2 separate regions of the Homo sapiens genome follow, and region 1 is linked to region 2. The links are chromatin contacts, found by Hi-C or POLR2A ChIA-PET in ENCODE. All regions are on one chromosome and are shown on one strand. The core of a region is the stretch at or near the end of the contact, and the rest is flanking DNA. Distances in the headings are between cores, read along the strand shown.

What was found. Hi-C counts contacts between places; a loop is a spot of excess contacts on that map. ChIA-PET counts read pairs that join two places held with the same protein, here RNA polymerase II (POLR2A).
Region 1: a loop to region 2 is called in a map of sigmoid colon, with 2.1 times the contacts of the local background. The contact joins two enhancer-like sites. A Hi-C loop is called at or near these places in 1 of 168 maps with a recorded cell type or tissue (sigmoid colon). POLR2A ChIA-PET finds 5 or more read pairs at or near these places in 1 of 52 experiments (activated CD4-positive, alpha-beta T cell).

The regions. Positions count from the first base shown.
Region 1 is chr20:57,973,693-57,981,405 of GRCh38, forward strand. No RefSeq gene overlaps it. Among named protein-coding and RNA genes, the nearest start is that of LINC01742, 26 kb to the right of the region's middle. Within about 2 kb of position 4,104, at least 4 of the 41 ENCODE cell types and tissues checked have a DNase peak (open chromatin) inside an H3K27ac peak, as active enhancers do.
Region 2 is chr20:57,936,260-57,943,595 of GRCh38, forward strand. No RefSeq gene overlaps it. Among named protein-coding and RNA genes, the nearest start is that of LINC01742, 64 kb to the right of the region's middle. Within about 2 kb of position 5,537, at least 5 of the 41 ENCODE cell types and tissues checked have a DNase peak (open chromatin) inside an H3K27ac peak, as active enhancers do.

The sequences.
Region 1 (7,713 bases), core at 2,854-5,353, 36 kb after region 2:
CTGCTGGCCCCTCGGGCAGCCAGACACTGCCCCCAGCTCCTCCTCCCCAGCAGTGATGTCCAGTCCAAGCAGGTCGTGGGCATCCATCCTGCCAGGCCACTCCCCATGGAGATGCCCACCTCTGGGAGTGCTGTCCCCACACTCATTTTGGGTTTTTCCGCTGCACTATTCCTCGCGCCTTCAGCTGAAATAACACAGGTGCCTGCCTCTTCTTTCCTGCTCTCCCAGAGAAGCCAAACATCCACAGGAGAGGGGACATGGAGACAGCCAGGGCCCTTGTCTGGGTCCTGCCCTGCCTCCTCTGCCCAGGAAGCCTTTGAATCTGTTTATCCTCCTCAGCCGGCCAGGGTCAGGCCACCAGGTGCTGGCTCCTGCCAGGCCCATCAGCCTCGCCAAAGCCACAGCTTGTCCTGCCTGAGGCCAGGGGCCTGTCCTCTGCCAGCTTAAACCCTTCAAGGCCATTCTCCAGTGCATCCAACCAGCTTCTGCCTTCCCATCCACTCTCTCAGCCTCCCACCCACAATGGCAGAGGGAACGTGGTGGCCAGGGCAGAAAACAAACCCTGACTCAGAGCAGGGTCTCCCTCTCCCTCCCTCCCCACATTTATTTGGCTGTAAATTTTTCAATTTGTCCTCCAGCATAGATTCTGGATATGAGCTCTTCCTGTAGGAGAACCCACCCTGATTCTTGCAGATGCCTCTTCCCAGGTGTCCATGTGAGTCCTTCACCCCCGAGTCTGCCATCTCCACAGCCAGAGGGGCCCTTTGCAGATGGAAGTTAAGTCCCAGATGTCACCTCTCAGCTCATGATGCTCCCGTGCATCCGCATCTTATGCAGTATAAAAGCTGAAGTCCTGGCTATGGCCTCGGTCCCATGACACCCACCCCCTGCCTTTTCCCACACTCTGACTGCACTCTCCCAGAGTGCTCTGTCCCAGCCCACCAGCCTCCTTGCCAGTCCTCAGATGCTGGGTCCACTCTCCCCTCCTGACCTGCACACTTGCTCTTCCTCCACATGAAACAGGCTCCCTGTTAGACCAGCGGGTTACTCCCTTGTTTTCTTTAGATCTGTACAAGCATTTTGCCTTCTCTTTGAGACTTTTTCTGACCACCTTATATTTAAATTAGACACACTCTATTATCACCATCACCAAGACCATCACCACCAACCATCACCACCATAATCATGACAACTACCAGCCACCACAAATACCACCATCACTATCACCATCACTATCACTACCACCAGGACCATCATCACCACCATAATCATCATCACATCATCACCATCACCACCATCACATCCCCACCACCACTACCACCATTACCATAACCATTACCATCACTACCACCACCACCACTATCGCCATCATCACCACTTTCATCATCATCATCATCATCATCTTCTTCACCATCATAACCACCACCACCATCACCACCATGCTGTCTCCCCACCTTCATTTTTCTTGATAACACTTCCACCACCTGACAGCAGAGAAAATCCAGTCGCCACATGAATGCTCACTTCTAGGAAAAAATTCACACTCGAGGTTCCTCTTGTTTTCCTGTTTATTAACTTCTCTGGGCCAGGAGGGTCTGTTCACAAAGGGTAAATGTCCATGTGACCTGAGAATCTTCATAGCAGCTGCTGATGGTGTGTTCCCTGAGTGCCAGCCTCTACACAAAGTGCCTGCCCCAACCGTCCCACTAAGTCCTCGCCATAGTCCTGAGTGGTCGCGAGGAGTATCATCCTGGGTTTGTGGATAAGGACACCATCTGTGAAATACATTGAACCCTCAGGCACTCAAACCCACAGCAGTGGAATGGCTTCCCTGCACCTCAAGTCCAACATGCCATCTACCAGCCTCAGAGCCAGGGAGGGAGCCCTTTGTGACCACAGGAGAAAGTCTTGCCTCCACCAGGCTAAGCCCAGGCCCCCTGGCTGGGACAGGCTGGGATCTGAGCTTCCTGGGGCAGCAAGGCTCAGCTAGGGTGTTGGGGGCTGGGCACGATGGAGGCCTCCCTTTCGACACACTTGAGAGAGCTCAGGTGTGATGTTCCAGCCCCCAAGTCTCGATTCTCAGTGGCTTTGGCCAGCACCTCTCCAGACTCACATACTCCAAACCTGTTCAGGCCTCCTGGGAATTTCTTCAAAGCTGAGAGGAGAGCTCCAGGCCATCCAGAGCACCAAGGGAGCTGTGCTCCAGGGCCATCTGAGGCCATGAAGGAAAGGAGGAAGCCAGCTGGGAAACCCAAGTTTTATCTGCCATCCTTGAGGTGTCTGAAAACCAGGCGCGGTGATCTGAGTTTTGCAACACTGACGGCCTGCATGTGTGTCTGTGTGCATGTGCATGTGTATAAGTTAATGTAATATGTAAACCTCATTAAAGATATGCAGGCATTAATTATTTAACATTGTAGTGGAAAATGTCTTCATGTTTCTTGACAATGCATTACGGGAAGACTTGGGATTACTAAGCAGGAAGTGGGTGCAGTACTGTGCCAAGCGTGGAGTGTGTGTTCATTCTCTCCTGCCATCCTCACCACCACACTAGGAGTGGCCACAACAACACCCCACTTTACAGGCGAAGAAAGAAACTGAGGCCAAGAAATGTAAATGACACTTGAGATTGCAGAGTTGGTGACGGGCAGCACGGAGCCTGGAACTCAAACCGCTCCCCTCTAGAATCCACAGCACCATGGCCACCCCAGGCTGCCCCTGGGTCAGGGAGCCCAGCTCCCAGGTTGGCCTAGGAAAGGCAGGCTCCAGTGACCCCTAGTTTGAGAAGACTTAGCTGGAAGTTCATTCGCTTCCCCAGGCCCTTCCACGACTGCAAGGAGAAAGTCTCCATGGAGTGGGAGCATATTTTAACCCTTTTCTGACATTTGAATTGCAACAAACATGAAAAAGGGAACCTCATGTTCAGAACCTTTGCAGGCAACCATCTCCAGCCAGCCACACGCATAACTCGGCTTTGTCTTCATTTCACTTATTTTTAGGGGTACTGTCTATTTGTGGCATGTGATACTGGTTTCCCAAATACTGTAATTATATAAAATTCCCATGTTAAATACACTTATTGGACTTAAGAAAGCAAAGTGACTTAATTTAAAGAAATTTATGAAACAAGTGATAATGGTATAAAAATAATTGGGGTTGATGCAACTCTATTCTAGCCCAAATTCAGCAATAATAAACTATCGGCTGCCAAGGAAGGGGGAAACCTTGCCAGTCTTCAAGGACTTTATGTTCTGGTTCAAGGGTTCTCACCTGGGCATTACTGACATTGGGGCCAACTCATTCTCTTTAAAGGGTGGGCAGGGGCTGTCCTGGGCATCGTAGGATGTCAAGCAGCATCCCTGGCCTCTACCCACTAGATGCCAGGAGCACCCCTCACCCTCTCCTGACAGCCAGACATATCTCCAGTCATTGCCCGATGTCCCTGGTTGAGAACTGCTGACCTAGTTGCAGGTGGCACCCTGAGGAGGCCTCAGACACCCGCTCTGGCTGTCGACCTGCAGAGGAACGCAGCGGAAAAGCTGCAAAGGGAGGAGGGCGAGCAACAGTCCCATCCACCCACCTCCCCGGCCTCAGAGCTGGCCCGGGTTCCTCCAGGACCTGCAAAGTCCTTGCAGTAAGCAGCAGAAATGCAGGCACTGTTATGTCTTTCGGATCCTGCTATCCTCGTGGGATTTCTGTAGCTGAGTTCCCAGAGAGACTGCAGCTGCACAGTCAAAAATATCCATGCCGCTGTGGATCTTGGAGCTGTTTGTATGAGCTGAGCTGCCCCACAGAAGTGGGGTGGGGGGTGGGGGGGAGTTGAAGTTGGGGAGAAATTAGGAAAGAAAAACAACAAAACAAAAACCTTCACAAAGCAGATCCAAATGGGAAGAGAAATAGAAGTATAATATGAAATACGGGAAGGGCGAAGATGAGAGGATAGTTGTTTCATCATTGGGGAATCTTTTAATAAGATGCCAAAAAAAATTCAGCAGAACAAAGGAGTATGGGAAAGGATGAGAGAGTGTTGACTGAGGACACTTTCCTGCTCCGACATGAGCCTGAAAACGAGGACTTCTCAGCTTTGGGTGCCTGCCAGAGTCACCTGGTTTGGAGGCGGGAGTGCTTTCAAATGGTACACGCCCCGGCCTTCCCTAGTCCCACTGAGGGTGTCAGTGGCCTGCCTTGTTAAAGAGGCCTCATGTGATTCTGACATGCAGCCAGAGATGAGCATTTTCTTTTTTTATTATTTTATTTTACTTTAAGTTCTGGGATACATGTGTAGAACGTGCAGGTTTGTTACATAGGGATACATGTGCCATGGTGGTTTGCTGCACCCATCAACCCGTCATCTAGGTTTTAAGCCCCGCATGCATTAGGTATTTGTCCTCATGCTCTCCCTCCCCATGCCCCCCACTCTCCAACAGGCCCCAGTGTGTGATGTTCCCCTCCCTGTGTTCTCATTGTTCACCTCCCACTTATGAGTGAGAACATGCGGTTGGTTTTCTGTTCCTGCGTTAGTTTGTTGAGAATGATGACTTCCAGCTTCATCCATGTCCCTGCAAAGAAATGAGCATTTTCTTTTCTTTTTTTTCTTTTTCTTTTTTTTTTTTTTTTTTTTTCCTGAGACGGAATTTCGCTCTTGTCGCGCCAGGAGTACGGTGGCTCTATCTCAGCTCACAGCAACCTCCGCCTGCTGGGTTCAAGCGATTCTCCTGCCTCAGCCTCCCAAGTAGCTGGGAATACAGGAGTATGCCACCACGCCCAGCTAATTTTTGTATTTTTAGTAGAGACAGGGTTTCACCATGTTGGCAGGCTGGTCTCGAACTCCTGACCTGGTGATCTGCCCGCCTCAGCCTCCCAAAGTGCTGGGATTACAGGCGTGAGCCACGGCACCTGGCCCCAGAAATGAGCATTTTCTAAAGCTCGAAAACCTACCAGGTGAGTCTCTGGTGCTGTTTCCATTTTATTTCTAAATTGTCTTGCTTGGAAATGTGGCATCTTTTTTCTTTCCTGTGATTTCCCTCCTTCTGCTTTTTTTTTTTTTTTTTTTTTTTTCATTTTTAATGTTTCTGACTGATTATTGCCATTTCAGGGACTATGCCAAAGCTCTCTGAAGTAGCAAAATCCTCCTTATCTCTAAATCATCCCTAAGCTCCCAGCAATGGCAGGCAGCCCTGGGCAGGCCCTGCACCCAGCAACCTCTGCCCACAAGCACACATCCCCCCAAACATGTTTAGACCATGTCCACATGGCTCTGCACGCTTTCTAAAGGAGAAGAGAGGTAAGCCCTCCAACCCCTCAAATATAGACAATGATGACGTTGAGCCCAACAAATTATAGACAAAAGTTTGAGATCAGCATGTCAGAAAGTGGGCTTGGCAGAACCTGTTTGGCCAGATGTTCACAGATGTTGCAGAAAAAAGGGCCAAACGTGGAAAGGCTGAACAGGGTTGACCCGCAGGACTCCCCTGAGTCTAAGCTGCAAATGTGCATCCCAAGCCTATTCTAGAGCCCCAAATCCCGCTCTTCCCAAGTCTGTTTAACTCTTGGAGCAAGCACCTCTCAAGGACCAGTTAGTTTTGCAAATGCAGAAAGGGGATGCCTGGGCATACCCCAGGAACAAGCCTAGCTTCACTGAGACACAGACTCCTTTTTTCCAGGCTGGTTGTACTCATGCAAATACAGCAAAGCCACCGCAATGCAGGGCCCTGCCCAGTGCCCTGATTTGTCTGGACCCCACTGTGGTCTTAGTGTCCAGCGTGCCATCCAGTCTGTCTGGTCCCCACTTTGGTCTCAGTGTCCAGTGTGCCATCCGGTCTGTCTGCTCCCCACTGTGGTCTTAGTGGCCAGTGTGGCGTCTGGTCTGTCTGGTCCCCACTGTGGTCTTAGTGGCCAGTGTGGCATCCGGTCTGTCTGGTCCCCACTGTGGTCTCAGTGTCCAGCGTGGCATCCGGTCTGTCTGGTCCCCACTGTGGTCTCAGTGTCCAGCGTGGCATCCCGTCTGTCTGGTCCCCACTGTGGTCTCAGTGTCCAGCATGGCATCTGCACTCCAGCCTGGGTGACAGAGGGAGATTCTGTCTCAAAACATAAATAAAAATAAATAAATAAATAAGTGAATGGATGATAACACTGTGAATGACTTCATTGTCCACACAGCAGTCACAGGTCAGATCTTTAGGCAGGTGTTTTGTCTGAATCGCCTGTTTTGATGCACGTGAGACTGACGTCTGGGGCAGCCGCCGGGGCAGTCAGGGAGACAGAACTCTCTGACACCGCTTTTGAGCTCGAGGGTCTGCTCCCATCTCTGACAATGGGATTCACAGCAGGGTGCAGGCAGGACTGAGAATATGATGAGGCAAGCAAGGCACAAGGATGCAAAATGCTCAGCAATGTCACCTCCAGACTCATGCAAGCGCAGGGCTGGTCTCTAAGAGCGAGGCCTCCTTGCATTCTGAGCCCTGAGCACGGCACTTGTCTCACCCTCATCCTGGCCCTGCAGGTCTCAGGCAGCAGGCACAATACCAGGAAAACAGAGCTTCTCTTCCTGGAGTGTAAATTTTGCCCAAAGACTTGGCAGGGGAACTATTTTTTTCTGTTAAAAAGATCAGAGAAGAATGCAAAACTGAAGAGTTTTTAAGATAAAACATGCCCCGGGTTCTGGGGATACAAGCCCTTGTTTTCACCTTTAGTGGGATCTGGGTAGAAATTTGAAAGAAGTTCCAATTAAACTGTTGATGAAAAGATTAGAAGACAGAATATGTGCTTATTGAATCTGCAGGAGACATGCGCTCTCATCATCTTAAGATTCCTAAACATCAGAGCAGAGAAGAACAATGCACTAAGGTGGCCTTTGTCCTGGTTAAAATTCCACGCTGCACTTAAAAGCAAAGCTAGCTGCACAGGCATTGATCTAAGGAATATGACTGAGCAGCCTCCGAGTGCTGGGCTCCGTGCTGGGGCAGACGTGCAGCTGTGAGATCAAGTGGCAAATCACAGGCGAGTGCCTGGAGGAAGAGAGCTGTGACAGTCCTGTTCGGATAGTTTCCATTTCACTCGTCCTTCAAGACCCAGTGGTGACTAAAAGCCTGTAAGAAGAAGATTTTTGAATTGCAGATAAACCACGATAAGCTCCATGTATTAGACCAGGCAAGATATGCCTCAAGGACAACTCAACACTGCTTAGATTCTCAAATTCTAAATTCCACTGAGTTTAATTATCTGAACATGACAACACCATGAGGGTTCACTGATAAAACCTTGAGTTCTAGCAATGCTGCCTCATCTGTTCATTCATTCATTCTTCATTCATCCTTCCACGTGTCTGGCATTGTTGGGGCACTGAGATTCTCCAGTCCCCAGGTACTGCTCAATGCATCCAGTGGTGGAGACAGACAAGAACCAGTGAGTCTCACACAGAGCCAGCGGTATTGAGGGACAAGAGCTCGGTTGCAGGGTCAGGGTGACAGTGAGATCTGTTCCATGAGTGGATGACAGCCTGCTGGGGCAGGTCACTGAACAAGTGCTCAGCAGAAGAGGATCTGGAGATCTGGGAGAGAATCTGGGAGAAGCTTGGAAAGCAAGGTCACAGGTCCAGGACAAGAGTGGAGAGAGGCACTCACTTTGTACCCCAAAATTTAAGGAAACACAAAAAAACTCAGTGATCAAGATAAAGAATATTTTAATGATTTTAATGCAATACTTAGAAAACAA
Region 2 (7,336 bases), core at 4,287-6,786:
AAAACTCAGTTGAAGGGGGCAAATATTCAAACCATAGTACTAGCTTTAATGAACTTTGTATTTTGAGATAATTATAGATCCACACGCACTTGTAAGAAAGAATGTAGAGAGATCTCAAGGACCCTTCCCTCATTTCCCCAGTGGTCACATCCTACACAACTACAAGACAATACCACAACCAGAATATTGACATTGATACAAGCCAGGAACCTTGTGTGGATTCCAGCAAACTGACCTGTGTTTACTTGAGTGTGTGTGTTTAGTTCTGTGGGATGTTATCACCTCTGTCGATTAGTGTGATCCCACCACAGTCAGGGTACAGATGGTTCTCTGAAAGGACCCCTTGTGCTGCCCTTTTAAAGCCACAGCCACCGCCTCCTCTTCCCACCTCATCTCAGTCGTTGGCAACCACTGATGTATTCTCCACCTCTATTATGTTGTCATTTAAAAATATTATATGAATGGAATAATTTAGTGCATAACATCTTGAGATTGCTTTTTTTCCACTCTGCACAATTCTCTGAATATCCATCCAAGTTGTTGCATCTCATACTTTCCCTTTTAATGGCTGCATAGTATTCCATGACATGGACATACCTCAGTTTGTTCAACCATTCAGCCATTGAAGGGCATCTATATTGTTTCCAGTTGGAGACTATTACGAATAAAGTTGCTATAAACATTTATGTACAGGCTTTGGGGAGAAGATAAATTTTCATGTCTCTAGGGTAAATGCCCAAGAATGCAACAGTTCACATTTGGAAGAGCATATACCATTAGTTATGACTTGCCTGCAAAAGCAGACTCCCGGAGTGGGGCCCAATACCCTAGGAGGCAGTGAGACCGATCCTGCCTCTCCCTAGGGGCCAAAGTCCCAGCCTGCAAACACGGACTTTCCTCTCTTTCCCACTTAAAAAAAATATGCTTATGGTTTATTTATATAATTCACATGCAACCTTGGCTCTTTCAAGAAATATTCATTCACTCATTCCACAAATATTTATCTGGTGCCCACTCTGTGTAAGGCACAACCCGAGGCACCAAGGAGACAGAGGCAAACAAAATCCAATTCCTCATGCCAGGTATTTACATTATAGTGTCAGGAGATGAGCAGCAAATGAATGAACAAGCTGACGCTGATGCAGACATGGCTTTCTCAAAGTGCTGTAGAGAAGTGTATTCTTTTGAAGGCAAAGGACAGTTCAGCCAGTGAAGTTGTGTGGAGGGAGTGAGATAGCTCGATCAAACCTAAAGAGACTTGTGGACCTTGGAGAGTCTTAGGCTTTTATTTTTGGTGAGAAAAAAACAATGGGAAGATCTTGAGCAAATCAGCGACAAGGTGAGGCTTATACTTTCACAGACCTTTGGCTGCTGTGGGCTACAGCCTGGTGAGCGGGGTGGGCAGAGGGGCAGCTCAGCACAGTGACAGTCACCCCAGGGAAGTTTGATGACCTGAACCAATTTAGCAGAGGTGGAGGGGGTGAGAGGTGGTTGATGGAACTGATCGGATTTGTGGATGGATCAGATGTTGGGGGAGGAAGAAAGAGAAAGTGTGAGAGGTCAAGGAGGACCCCAAGGCAAGAGAAACAGGAAGAATGGGATTTGCATTGGTGGGGCATGGGAGGTTTGGTGGGGCTGGAGCACGGGAGGTTCAGGGGAGCTGGGGCATGGGAGGTTTTGTGGGGCTGGACCACAGGAGGTTCGGGGGAGCTGGGGCATGGGAGGTTTGGTGGGGGCATCAGGAGTGTCAGTCTAGGCTGTGGATTGAGCCAACACTCAGGCATCCACAAGAGTCAAGCAAGAGGGTTTTTCTTGAAAAGCAGAGAGAACTTTCCATCATCTTTGTTGCTAATTCAGATAAGCCGGCAGCATGGGTGGGGTGGGGGTCGAGTCTGTGGGTCCAGAGGCAGAGGGAAAATAACTGGTGCCCGAGGGGAGGTAGGACCCAGGTGGAAACAGGGTCTGGGCTTTTGGAAAGAGAGGGACACAGAAATTCTCTCACATGGCTCTGTTTTCCCAGTGATATGGGAAACAAGGCCCACAGTGGGAAGCAGAGAGGCAGCTTGGAGAAGACGGCAGGAAATAGCAGTCTAAGAGCGTGGGAGAGGAAACCAGCCAGGGTGGGGCTGATCTGCCAGGCGGCACTGAAGGCCTGAGTGACACTGGTGATTAAGTGGTGATTTTTTAAATAATTTAAAAACTTAAGAATAAAGTACTTACTCGGAACACTGACCTTGGAGTCTTAGAGATCTGGGTGCAAATTCTGTCGTTGCTGAGTCTCAGGTAAGTTGCATCGCCTCTCTGAGCCTCAGTTTCTTTATCTGTAAAATGGGGATGGTGAATCTACCCCGTGGGGTTGTGTCAGGGGTCAAATGAGGTAATGCGTGTGCAGCATCCTGCACAGAAGCTGGCAGGGGACACGAGCTCATCGAGGGAATGTATTCTCACCGCCTTCGCAGAGCCCTCTGAGCACCCAGGCAGTTGTCCCTTCCCCCTACATCTCACTATCCCTTTTGTAAAACTGACCCCACTGCTTTGTGTTCCCGCATCTTCCTCTCCAAATGGACAGTGAGTTCCTGCAAGGGGAACCTAGTCTTGTTCATTTTGGGTCCCTTCAGACCCCTGGAGGTTGCAGAGAGAATGCAGGGTGAGAGGAGCAATGCCCACCTGCGGTCCAGAGAGGGAGGCCGGACCCCTGGAGACCAGCAAGTTCGGGCCTGCAGCTCTGGGCTGATATAAGTTATGGGCAGGCCCTGAGTCCACTGTCTACCGAGGTTGAGTCTTTCATAAATAAAATCAAATACACATTGCAGGGGTTCGGGGAAGGAAACAAGGAAATTGTAAAATCAATAGGCACTGACGCCTGAATTTACTATGGCATCTGAGATACTGAAAACGAAGGGTCTGGATCTGAAAACATTAGCATTTCAAAAGTGCTCAACACCATCCTGGTGGGGAAAGAGGAGCTTCACTCCAGATTAGATCATCGAGCAATTGCTGAAATTTCAGCCTTTCGGTGCATAGACAATAACTCCTTCCTGACATCCTTATGGATGGAACGGTCTCTGTCTCGGGGCCATTTCCAAAAGCCATGAATAGAGCGGAGAAACAATTTCCCACTGTGGCTCCTGGCACGAAAAAGCTGACTTAGAGTTGCATTTGCATTCATGTCAGGTGAGGATGTAATTATTGATTGAAAGTGAGATTTTTGTCCTGAAAGGAAGATGCATGAGTGTGGGAGGGAGTCAGGTGTGTTGTTGTGCAGATCCCAAATCCTAGGCAGTTTCTGAGAGAAACCAAAGCTTGGTGTTTATGCCTTTGGCCGTGGAGCCCATTAACTGTTTTGCTCTCTGAGCTAATTCACTGGGAGTGATTGAGACGCCTGAGGTTTCTAAACCTGCCTTTCCAGATTTATCTATACACAGTCATCAAATCACATTCCATGTTCAACTAAAGCCTTGTCATTTGTTGATTTTGTGCATCAGCTATACTGAGCCACAAGAGATACCATGGCGAACAAAGGCAGGGACTCCCCTGTACTCTCCCTCCACTTTCCCTGTCCACATCTTGGCTTCAGTTACTCTCTGTCTGGATGCTCTCATCCCTACCCAAATCTCCACTGTTTTAAAGGCCCATCCAAATGACATGTCTCCACAAAGCTCACTTAGGTCCCCTATGTCAATCAGGAGTCTCTCCATTGCAAGAGACAGAAAATTAACTCACCATGATTTTTAAAAAAATAAAGAACAGGACAATTTATTGGCACACATAATTGAAGAATCCAGAGGGAGACCTTCAGGCATGGTTTGATCTAGGAGCTCGGTGGATGCTATTAGGGTATGCTCTTTCTCTCTCTCTGCTCTGATTCTCTGTGAGTAGGCCCAGCCCACTGTACAGGGGCACATGGGCACAGACATTGTGCGTCCCATATCCTTGGGCTCTAAACACTAGAAAGAACTTCTATCTCTCAGTGTCCAAGTATGGAAGTCTCAGGAAAGGACATGAATTGGGTCTGGCCTGGGGTTTGGAGTTGGAGGTTCTAATTGGTAGCACTTTGCACACACATTCGCCTGACCCCCAACCACCTTCACGAAATGGGGAAGGGTAGTTTCCTGAAGAAAGAGCCAGGATACTGGCAAACAGGAGTGAGGGGGTGGGGACAATACTGGGTACCCCTTCCCCATGCTCAATCCCTCCATTAACCAGAGCCCACCACTCTAGGAGGGGCCTCTCTTATGGGCTGCTCTGGGAGCTTGCCTTGACTCCCTGCTGGTCCAAGAGCTCCCTGAAGGCCGCAGTAGTTGTGTGTCCATCTGCACATCCCCAAAGCCCAGGGCAGGGCTGGTGCCCAGAGAGCTCTCAACAGCATTTGGTGGGCTGGGTTAGGGGAGATTTCTGCCAGTGGCAATGAGAGTGAGAACCATGCCCTCCCTTTCCTAGGATTTTGGGGCTAAAGATACAGGCAAGAGAATGAGAATGAGAGGTGGCGTTCAAGCGCGTCAGCAAAGTAGGCAGTTCTGGGTGCTGTGGTTTGGGGCTCCTAGGAGCTCCCTGACCGCTCCCTAAATATCTTCCCTTTTTCATCACAGATTTGTATCTTGGCGTCTTGTATCTTTGGGAGCCCTCAACAGAAATGCACGGATTCATGAACAGAGTTTCTGTTTCTGTCCTCTGGTGAAGAGTGTGGTAGCTGTTCCCTGCCCTGAGAAACTGTGGAAGGTCCCTCTCAGCATTGCTGTCTGCCTGAACCCACACTCCTCCTCTGCGGAAGGGGCAAGCACCCATACATGGGCTGTGCTCATGTCAAGTGTAGACCCGCTGCCATCACAGGGAATGACAGGGAAAGGCAAAGCAGCCCCTTTCTCAAATCCTGGCACAGTGAAAGCACAAAGGGTGCTATATGGATCTAGGGGAGGGGCCCAGTGAGCAGCCTGCCATCATCAGGTAGGCACCTTGTCCCTGCTAAATGAGTTGTCAAAAGAAGGACATTAACCTCTTTGAGCAGACGTGAACCAACGTCACTCTGATCAATAGGTGCCAGCATCCTGTACGGGCTCATGCCCAAAGCAAATGTGGACCAAGGGAGGGGCGCGCTGGCATATTATCAGCTGCTTACAACCAGACACGGGCATCGGATCCTTGCAGCCGTGGCGGGATACGTGGCCAGCAGGAGAGGGATCCAGGCCAGGCAGGGTGGGGGAGGGCTGGGAAGAGGCAGGACGTGCCAGGAGGACTCAGCCCTGACCCAAGGGTCTCCTAGCTAGCAAAACCCCAGTGAAATACCCTTCCCTTGTAAATCGTCATCAATAGACAGAACTGGACTCACAAGGGCTCGTGGATAGATGGATTTCTTCAACCTTTTAATGCTGCCCATCAAATCCCTGCCCAAAACATCATTTGAGCTGAGCCAGATGGATTCCTTTTTCAGGGTTAGTCAGTCTGGATCCATCTCACCTGCTGTGATTAAGCAATCACAGCAAAGCGGGAATGAATTACAGAGCACGGCTGTCTGTCGTCTGGCCTCCCTCCTGGAGAGGTGTCCTGGCGGGGGCGGCCATGTGGGGTGAGGTCAGAGTCATCGGCTCCACTGCACAGACAGTAAACACAGCCAAACACAGGCAGTCCCCAGGGAAGAAAGATTTTGTGATTCTTTACATTAACTATAAACAAGGCGGTGGTGGTTGCTGTTGTTGTTTTTAACCAAGCATATTTTTAAGGAGTGTTTAATGGGACTGCGCCTGCCATATACCTATAAACTCTGCGTGACAGCACGCTGGCTCCAGCAGAATTTGATATACACAACTCCAAACAAATAATCATATCTGACAGGCAATTTCTCCAATAAACCCAGTGAAATATTTCCCACTGCAGGGGAGGCAGTGTGCCCACGGCCTTCCGCAAAAACTGGCATGATTCGGGGGTGCTGAGGGGAGTGGGAGCTGAGGCTTGTTTACAGAGAAGGCTCCCGGACGGTAGGGACAGGGAGATACATCGTGAATTTTAAAATGCAGACAGGATCAGTCTTCTGTTAAACACCCAGGCACCTTCTGGGGGAGGGATTGGTTTAAGCATTTGCCCCATGAGCCATGGAGGTTAGGGGGCTGTGGGAAACCTCCCATTTTCTTGAAAGGCCATTGACAAAATGGGATTCCTGCATCCTGGGGAAGGGGCTTCCTTGTGTTCTAGACAGGAGTGTTGTTGTCTCTCTGCTTAAGAACCAAGTTCCGGGGGGAGGAATCTCACTGGCCTGGCCCAGGACAGCGTGGGGTCTCTCCTTAACAGCTCCATCAGACAGCGAGACCCCAAACGTGGCTTCATTCAAGCAGACCTTGCCATGGTGTCAGCACCTCGGGCCTTGGACACTGCCTCGTGCTTCCCTCTGCTCCAGTCTGGTTTTCCAGCTTCTTTACTAAGAGAGTTCTAGGAAATCCTCATTTGCGTAAGCAAGTCAAAGGTGCTCTCTGTTGCTTGCAACCCAGGAGCCATGACCAGCATACTGTATTCCACATCTGTGAAACGGGCACAGCTTCCAGTTTTATTGGCATTGGGTGCTAACCAGATCCCTGTGGTAAGTGTTACACCAGAGGGTCCCAAATTTGTTGGTCTCAGGACTCCTCAAAATTAACGAGAACCCCAAAGGGCTTTTGTCTATGTAGGTTGTATCTATCAATATTTCTGTGTTAGAAATAAAAAGGAATAATTTTTTAAACACGGGAATCACAGCACAGATTGATTTCATCAGCCAGCAAAGCAATGATGTCCTCGCATTTCATGGAGCTGCTGGAAAACTCCACCGTACTCTCACAAGAGAATGAGGACTAAAAGGCAAATCGTGGCCTTAGGAATACCCAGGGGTCCCGGGGCCACACATTTGAAGAACTGCTGTGCTAGGTAATCCTTACAATGGCCCTCGGCCCATTTTACAGCTGAGAGGACTGATGCTCGGAACTGAGAAGAGGCTGACTCTAGGGCTAGGGAGTGGATTTGAACCTGGTCTTGAGACTCTAAAGCCTGAACATCACCTCTTCCCTTTGCCCCATCAAGAGTGGTCCAGAGGAAGGACGACTCCCTCTCACAGTTCCCAGATATCACCTCTGCCCTCTGCACACTTGCCCCTTCCTCTTCCTGTTCACCAGCTGCCACGCCTCACTTCCTGTCAGCCTCCAGCTAGGCAGCCTGGGGCTCGCTTTCCAGCCTCCATCCCAGGGAAGCGGCTGCCTCCTGAGGGAGGCCAGGCCTGGACAGGTCCCCGATGTCTGTTTCCAAGCCCGACTCAGTCCGTCCTGCAGGGTGGCAGATGCTTCTCCCATCTTGGTAGTTCCTGCTATGCATGGAA